Regions from separate parts of the Homo sapiens genome. Here region 1 is linked to region 2. The links are chromatin contacts, found by Hi-C in ENCODE. All regions are on one chromosome and are shown on one strand. Each heading gives the region's core, a stretch centred on a gene start or an enhancer-like site at or near the end of the contact. The rest is flanking DNA. Distances are from core to core; before and after follow the strand shown. Region 1 overlaps TACSTD2 (tumor associated calcium signal transducer 2). Region 2 has its middle 14 kb from the start of FYB2.

Region 1 (4,762 bases), core at 120-2,619, 1.7 Mb after region 2:
AGCCAGGAGCTCTATGAGCTAGAGTGAGTGGATATTACTAGACCCATTTTATAATGCAAATGTGAGGTTCAGGGAGGTGAACTGCCATATTCAAGATAATACAGCTGGAAAGCAAGAACAAGGACTTGAAGACTCATCTGCTGGCATAGTTTAGTACCTTTTCCCACCTTCTGTATTATGTTGCTTCAATTGCATATGACAATGTGCTTCACATAAAAATATTTGGGTGGCCAGGACATTTCCTCCAACAGTATCAGATAACAAGGGAGTGGAGAGTGCTGAGGCCACCTAAGAGATCAGCTACATCCAGCATGGGAGAAAGCTGGGCACAAGGATTCCAAGGAGTTAATGCTTATCTAGTCAAGATCCCTTTCCTTGCAAGGAGACAAGATGCCTTGGTAAGCTGAGCTGCCTGCTGATAAACTGCTGGTTAACATGTTCAGGCTATCACTGTGGATCATTTATCTTTCCCTTCTTACCCAGATCAATTTGGCCTCCTTGTACATCATGAACCTAAGAATTTCCACTGAAATTGATGACATATGGCTTGCTGCAGTGCCAGGGGACACAACCCCCCTGTTTACAGTATAATTCCCTAATAGTGAATGGGCCCAGCCCCCCATCCATCCCCATCCCTCCCAACAATTCCTTCTTTGAGCTCACTATAAAAGGCTATAATGAAACCTCTAATGATATTTAGCAATGACAGGGAATGGTTCCAGGAGGGAAATTACAGCTGGAAGATGTCCACCACGACCTGCTAGTAATTGTAAAGGAAATCTACTCAGGTCTCAAAGGGTCCTTTGTTTTATATAAACAGGAGGCTTCCAAGGTTGTTCTAGCCTCCTCTAATAGCAGAAGTCTATGGAGAGATATCTCCTTCAGAAAGTGGAGTGGAAGTTCTGTTCACATTACATTAGAAAGAACTCACTCATTACTAGTATTTTTCCCCCAAGAACTTGGGGGACCTTCCTCTAGTTCTAACAAGAGTGACTATTTACTAAATACATCATCAGGAGACTAACCAGGGAGGCAAGTGGAACACCAGACAGGATAGAGTCAGGGTGTTAGAGCTCTAGGGTGGCTCTGCCCCTCTCTGTCTGACTTGGGTAAATCCATTCTCCTCTATGAGCTTCAGTGTCTTCATCTATAGAATCAGAATGTTGAACTAAATGACTCTCTAAGCTTTTTCCAGCTCTGACATAACATTCTGTGATTCCACTTGGAAAATGGTAAGCAAAAAATTTGTAAGCAGAGGGAGGAATGGGTGATCTTTAAAAAAATGCTTCAATAAAAGAAACAGAATGGATAAAGCCCTGGTGACCTACACAAGGAAATCAGTCAAGTGTCCTCAGGAGGCTCAGAAGGCAGGCTGCAACTTGCTGGGCAAGCCACACCTGCTCCTCACATTCCTTCCAAGGGCAGCCCCAGGTCTGAGCTCTCGGCAGTGAACCAGTGAACTGTAAGGTATTTTTTTGTTTGTTTGTTTGTTTGTTTTTGGTGGGGAGGTGGGTGGAATCTTGGAGGCAGCTGCTCAATCCCTGAAGATAGCTGGTTCTTAAGACCCGACCCCAGCAGAGGAAAGCTGATTTTCAGAACAGAAGCATGAGGGGGCTCTTCCTTGGAAGAAGTGAGTAAAAAAAGGCATCTTAACCTGCTGGCTACCCAGCAGGAACAGGAGGAAATAAGTATAATGGAGACATGTGGCTAGTTTTTACAGCTAATAGGTAAAACACATCTTTAAAGCACATTAACAGTAAAAATCTTAGCTACACAAGGCAAAAGTCCCAAGCCCCATATTTGGTATATGCAGGGTGTGTGTTCATGAATTTACTCAATGTCTTTCAAATCTCAGTTTGCTGACATGTGACATGGATGTAATCTAAACAATTTAAAGTACATGAAACTTTCACTAAGCACCAGATTGTTTCAGACGCTCATATCAATTACTTCATTTAATATTCATAATAGCGAGAGAGGGATTTATAGTTTCATTTAACTAATGAGGAAACAGGGGAGGTAAGTGACTTCCTGACCCAAAGGAATAAGATTTGACCTCAGGTTTGTCAACATTTGGGTTACTTCCAGTAAGTCAATGGCTCAAAGAAGATTATATGTGTGAAAACGCTTTGCAAATTATAAATGCTATAAAGTGCAAGAAGTCACAGTCCTGAATTAATGCAGAAACCTAAATATCATCCAGAAGCAACATTCTGATGGAGTAAGGGGCTTTTTCAGGGAGTCTGCTTTGTTCAGTTGCCCACTGGATCCTTTATTTTCCAGGCAGACAAGTGAGTTTTTAAAAGTGACTCTTGAAACAATGAGGCTTTCTGGTTCCAGCTGTGCTACAGAAACATTAATCTTGAGAATTCACTTGCTCTTTTCATGTGTGAAATGCGGGGTTAGGTCACAGGTGATCACCAAGGTCACTTCCGTCAAAGCACTTCAGTGACTCAGAAGTGGAAAGCACCCAGTGAGACCTAGAGTGGGGAGTCTCACTCTCATTGTTAGAGAGCCAGTTCTAACTTCAGGTACTTGGGCCACCCTTCCTACTGTAGGAGAGCCTGCTCACATCCACCCTCTCCCCTTGGTAAGTCTTATTTGACCCTGGAAGGAAGTTTGGAGCCTGGAGGAGTTTCTCCCTTGATGAGTGGCAGCAGACTTTGAGATCTCTGGCAATCCCACAGTATCCACTCCACCAGCGCATAGCAGCCACAGCCCTAAGTTGAGAAGCCAGTAGCTGAGAGCTATCTCTCCCCAATTCTTACTGGTGTTTCAGTCTTGGGAGGTCCTCATAGACTGTAGAAACAGGATGGGAGGAGGGGCATGAAATGGATTCCAGGGGAAGAAACTGCAGTCCTGGATCTAGCTTAGCTGTTGCTGAATATGTGATATACCAACCACTCCCTTCCTTTGTACACACCTAGTGTTGTATCAGTTTCTCAGTTACTGTAGTAACTTGTTTACTTGTGGGGTACCCCACAGTCACACACATAAATGAACGTGAATGACTGAAAAGTAAGAGATAAGTGTAAGAGGGACAAGTGGCTAGTTTTTACAGCTAATAGGTAAAACATATCTTTAAAGCACATTAATAGTAAAAATCCCTGGGTGCAGTGGCTCACACCTATGATACCAGCACTTTGGGAGGCCGACGCAGGTGGATCACCTGAGGGCAGGAGTTCAAGACCAGCCTGGCCAACATGGTGAAACTCCATCTCTACTAAAAATGCAAAAATTAGTTGGGCATAGTGGTGGGCACCTGTAATCCCAGTTACTCAGGAGGCTGAGGTAGGAGAATCGCTTGAACCCAGGAGGTGGAGGTTGCAGTGAGCTGAGCTCACTCCACTGCCCTGCAGCCTGGACAACAGAGCAAGACTCCATCTCAAAAAATATATGTAATAAGTAAAAGTCTTAGGAAAACAGCCTGTGCACACCCAGCAAAAGTGTAGGGCCCACTGCAGACTGGCTCTAATTATGTGGGAAAGTCGTTTAATCTTAGAGCCACAACGCTTTGAGATTAAGTGATTTGCTCAAAGGCTAAATGGAAATAGTACCACTTATTTCAAAGTAGGGCTGGGATTCAAAGGAGGTACAGCTCTTGAACTAGAGTTTTCTGTCTCCATTGGTGATAAGCCTTGTTTAGAGATGACCAAAGACTGGCACTCTTTTTCATAAAAGCAGCTAGTTTTAGCTTCCTCCCTCAAGCTCACCCTCCTGCAGTTTGAAGGAAGTTTCCAAATAATCTTATTTAGAAAGAATAGCATTTACACTGGCCAGTTAGGATATCTTAGGACACACCAGAGTAGCAACATGAAACACCCACTTCTGGGGGAAAAAAAAGTGTTATAATTTGAAATAAAAAAAAAATACAAGTCTTGGGAAATTAGAGACCAATGTGATAGAAATCTGGAGGGACTTTTCACAAATGCCGACTTCTGGTTTGTGCCTTTCCCATATTTTATTAAATTCGTGTTTTATTTTAAAAAATTACAGCAACATTATCAAAGACAACATATGTACAAACATTTTACAAAAAAGAACATTACCAATATCAGTGGCAGTAAGGGCAAGCTGAAGAATAAATAGACTGAGTTTCCGGGCAATGTCTGTCCTCAAAGACATCCAAACTGCGTTCAGGCAGCTGAAACAGGCTTCTTTCCCAGTGACAAGCATATGTGGTCAGTAATACAAACGATGGTAAATGAGGCTACTACATAGGCCCAGTTAACAAACTCCTCTTCTCCTCGGGTAGGCCATGATACAAGTGGAACTCATCAAATAATTTAAACCCAAGGCGATAACAACGCTATTTCCCATCTAAACTCATTTAAGCCTTCACAATGTCGCAATGGATTCAGTTACTTGCAAACGATCCCGGGTTGTCATACAGATACTTGTTTTTTACACATAACGCTATGCCATCCCTTCCTTCACTGCCCCAGTCAGGTTTCCTGTTGTTGGACCGAAAGGGGATACATTTTAGAAATGCTTCCTTCAAGACAGAAGTGAGAAAGAAAGGAGACCCTGAGGCCAGGATCTATTAAACCTGGTGTGTGCGCAAAAGGGAGGGGGAAGGCAGGAATTTGAAAGGATAAACGTCTCCTTTGCGCCGAGGAATCAGGAAGCGTGACTCACTTGGGTCTGGGACGATACCGAAATCCGGTACCCCACCCCATCCCCTGCCCCGCCGGGTACCTACAAGCTCGGTTCCTTTCTCAACTCCCCCAGTTCCTTGATCTCCACCTTCTTGTACTTCCCC
Region 2 (4,209 bases), core at 114-2,613:
GGGGATTCAGTGACTTCCTTTAATAGTCAGGGTAGTTGAACCTGGCTGCTCTAACAAACAGTCATCATATCTCAGCACTTTACCATATATATGAGTATTTCCTGCTCACATCACAATCTAATGAGAATTAGGTGGCTTTCCTGGGTGGGTGTCCTTTAGATGATGATTCATGGATTTGGTTCACCTCCCTTGTGTGATCCTGACGTTTTGGAATATTTTGTTTCCGTTGGTGTGGATTTAGAGACAGAGTGTGTGAAAAATCTTCAGGGAAGCTTCAGAGGTAAGGCCTGGAAGTGTGGCATCACTTTTGCCCACGTCCTACTGTCCAGAATCTAGTAGCGTGGCCAACTGCAAGGGAGGCTGGGGAACAGTCTTCTTCGTGCCCAGAGGAAGAGGGCGAGCATCTCCCTGTCACCCCTGTGGAGGGCCATCCCAGGATCCCTCCTGGTGCAGCTTGTAAGTGGGGCCGGGATTCTAAGCTAACCGTCTCGTTCTACCGACTCCTTCCGCGTCTGTTTCTCTTGCTTCTCTTCCTTTTTCTCCTCCGCCTCCACCCCCCATACACAGTCGTATTTAGCTAATCCCCTCCATACGTAGTTACACTGCTTATGCAAAGGTCAGCTGATATTTCTTCCCTCAGTATCTTCTTAAGGGAAGAAGAAACCCCCAGCCCCCCTGACATTTGATAGAACCACAGAGGCTGTTGTTACTTGAGAAAAATGTTCACCACATAATAATGTATATGAGGAATTGATCATTTACTTACCCTCAAAGCAGATGGACTTTATAAGCAGAAGTGCTCTGTAATGCAGGCATGACTGGGAAGAACAAATCACATTTCTCTGTGTACTTAGGGGAGAAAGAATTAATTCAAATGCAGGGTCTGCCGCTTCAGGTCCATTTACGGAAGCCGCAATCCTGCACTATGACCACCAGGGGGAGCGCTAGGCCCATCCCTGCACAGGTAGCTATTTTTAGAGGTTGCTTCTAGCCTGGAGGAAGAAACGAAAGAAATAAAAGACTATGATACTTTTTTTTTTTAACCGGACCAACTTATAAATTATTTGTAAGTCCAATAAAAGGCAATTATCAACATTTCCTACTATTTCAGGAGTAATATATTCTATGTTAGAAAAAGATGCACTTTATTCCATGGCTATGATTCAGACAATGGGAAATTGGAGACAACCACAGCAAAAAAAAAAAAAAAAAAAAAAAAAAAAGATTGTTACCCTGTGTAAATCTTTGTCTTTAAAACCCAAATCAGAGGATGTGAATTCTGGCCCTAGTGGGCATGAGATATTTGCCCTGAAGGCTGTGGAATTTGATGGGCTGGGGAAGGCGACTGGAAGGTATGTGTGTGATGCGTGTGCAGTAACACTGTGTATAACTCTCATTCTTTCCACAGCACAAGGGAAGTGAGTCAGAGTACTCTTGTCCAAACAACTGAATAGTGAGCAATAGCAAATTGTTTTAGGAAATATAGTTTTATTATTTCTAACTCTGTAGGCATACAATATAATAATGAAGCTCAGAAGATATTCTCATATATGTATGTATATATATATACATACACACAGACATATATATATACACACAGAGAGAGAGAGAGAGAGAGAGAATGTGTGTGTGTGTGTGTGTGTGTGTGTGTGTGTGTGTGTGTGTGTGTGTGTTTCGCTATGTTGCCCAGGCTGGCCTCAAACTCCTGGGCTCAAGAAAATGTGTCCTCCTGCCTCAACCTCCCAAAGTGCTGGGATTACAGGTATGAATCACTACTTCCAGCCAGAAGAGATCCTCTTCTAATAAACAAAATTGTTGTTTTCAAAGAGCCCTCCTATTCTTTCCAATCAATTGTATGAGCATCACTCTCTTGCCAAGCAGCAGTGTCGTGTGATGGGACAAGCATGGTTCCTTGACTCCAGAAAAACAGAGCCTGAACCTTGCCTCTGTGAGTCAGTAAAACTGAGACTTTGGGCAAATAACTGAACCTCCTCCATCTTCGGTTTCTATAATACAATACCTATCTCCCAGAATGAACACAAACCTGGAATGAGACAGTATACATGAGTACCTAGCTCAATAAATGTTAGCTTTCTACTTTGATAAGGTCTCTTGTTTCCCTACAGATGGCAACAAATACATTTGAACAGAGTTGCTGGATTCTACATTGTCACATATTCTGAGTCTGTGGGCCTGGATGAATGAGGTTTTGCTTTGAAGCCATTGTAGGGATGAGGAGTGGGTGAAGGTGGACCCGCTCGGGTGTGGAGGCAGGCTTACCGAATCCCTTAGCTCTAAAGAAAAAGCATGTTTCCAGGGCTATGTGTTCTCCAGAGAACTGAGGCCCTTCACTGAGCTGAGAAGGCCTTTTTCTCAAGCACAGGGAACAAAGCAGCAGGCAGTGGGAATGTGAACCTGTAAACCAAGGCTCCCATCAGCTGCTGTGACTACTTGGAGACCTTTTCCTGACTGTGTGACAAGCAGAACAATAAGAGCTGATAAAGCTCAGAGCCTCTGCTGGGGCAAACGACTGAATGTTTGTGTGCCCCCCAGATTCATAAGTTGAATCCTAACCCCCGATGTGATGATATTTGGAGGCGGGGCCTTTGGATGGTGCTAAGGTTATGAGAGTGGAGCCCTTACAAATGGGATTAGTGCTATTATAAAAGGGGCCATGGCACTATTCACAATAGCAAAGACTTGGAACCAATCCAAATGTCCATCAATGATAGACTGGATTAAGAAAATGTGGCACATTTACACCATGGAATACTATGCAGCCATAAAAAAGGATGAGTTCATGTCCTTTGTAGGGACATGGATGAAGCTAGAAACCATCATTCTCAGCAAACTATCGCAGGGACAAAAAACCAAACACCACATGTTCTCACTCATAGGTGGGAATTGAACAATGAGAACACTTGGACACAGGAAGGGGAACACCACACACTGGGGCCTGTCGTAGGGTGGGGGGAGGGGGAAGGGATAGCATTAGGAGATATACCTAATGTAAATGACAAGTTGATGGGTGCAGCACACCAACTGGCACATGGATACATATGTAACAAACCTGCACATTTTGCACATGTACTCTAGAACTTAAAGTATAATATATAAAAAAAAGGGGGCCATGGAGAGCTACCTCACTGCTTCCACCATGTGAGGTTACAGTGAGAAGCTGGTGTCTGTGAACAAGGATGTGGGTTTTCACTAGACACTGAATCTGCTGGGGCCTTGATCTTGGACTTCCCAGCCTCTAGCAATGTGAGAAATAAAATGCTTGTTGTTTAAGCCACCAAGTCTATGAGTATTCTGGGTTATCATAGCCCGAATGGACTAAGATAGCTAGTGTCTAGGGAACTTGGAGGTGCAACGTGTAGAGCTTGGAAGAAGGTGAGTTGCAGGCATTCTGAAGATTACCAGGACTCTGGGGGTCAGCTCAGTGCTCCAGAAACAAGAAAAAGCTGACGCCCCTAGAGAAAAAGCCCATTTGCCACAAGGTTTGCCATCAGGCGGCACTGTGAGCCCAGCACCTGCTCCCCATTCACAGAACTGGTCTTGAACCACTCATTTCTACCCACCCATTCCTCCAGGCCTGATCCCTGTTTGTGAGCATTAGCCTAAGACCTCATGCTCATCTCTGCTGTTTATCCTTAGTACCCCTCCACACCTGTCCTCCACCTTTCTCAGCCGTTGTCTGTGCCCTGGGAGACTGCACCACCTGGACTTCTTTGCTGCCTGTTCAGGTTAGGAAGCTCCAGCAGGAGGTCCCAAAGTGAGATAAGAAGGAAGGTGAGGTATTTCTTCCCTGCCCCTCTTCCTACTTGGGCGTGAAACTCTGCCACTCCTGGTACCCTTCCAGCAACTGGAGCTCCCACCAACCCTCCTCATGGCCCCCATCCCCGTGGGGATCTAGTGATCATCTTTCCCCTGCCACCTTGCTCCTTCTACCATCTGTGTGGTAATGGCTTCCTGCTCTTGCTCCGTGCTGGGTGCTCCACTCTTCCTTGTCAATTCCCTCAACCCTATTCACAACTCCCTGAGATGTCTTGTCATTAAAATCTCTGCTTTTCAACCACCTGGGGTGAATTCTGTTTTCCACAAGGGCCCTGATTTATATATATCGCCTCTTCATAAATATTTATTTACATATATCTTGTTTTAGAAAGGAGCTAAGAACAATATATAAACTGTAAAATCACAAAAGTT

What was found. A loop is a pair of places that touch in the nucleus more often than their neighbours do. Pooled maps may share reads with other maps.
Region 1: a pooled map shows a loop between it and region 2 (7-fold over the local background). The contact joins two enhancer-like sites. A Hi-C loop is called at or near these places in 2 of 50 pooled maps.

What each region holds. Positions count from the first base shown.
Region 1 is chr1:58,571,487-58,576,248 of GRCh38, forward strand. It overlaps TACSTD2 (tumor associated calcium signal transducer 2), which reads right to left. Exons shown (of 1, transcript NM_002353.3): 1 at 3,947-4,762. The coding sequence ends at 4,699. Among named protein-coding and RNA genes, the nearest start is that of TACSTD2, 3.4 kb to the right of the region's middle. RefSeq lists enhancers at 2,244-2,443, 2,594-2,683, 4,534-4,762. Within about 2 kb of position 1,370, at least 9 of the 41 ENCODE cell types and tissues checked have a DNase peak (open chromatin) inside an H3K27ac peak, as active enhancers do.
Region 2 is chr1:56,831,133-56,835,341 of GRCh38, forward strand. No RefSeq gene overlaps it. Among named protein-coding and RNA genes, the nearest start is that of FYB2, 14 kb to the left of the region's middle. Within about 2 kb of position 1,364, at least 4 of the 41 ENCODE cell types and tissues checked have a DNase peak (open chromatin) inside an H3K27ac peak, as active enhancers do.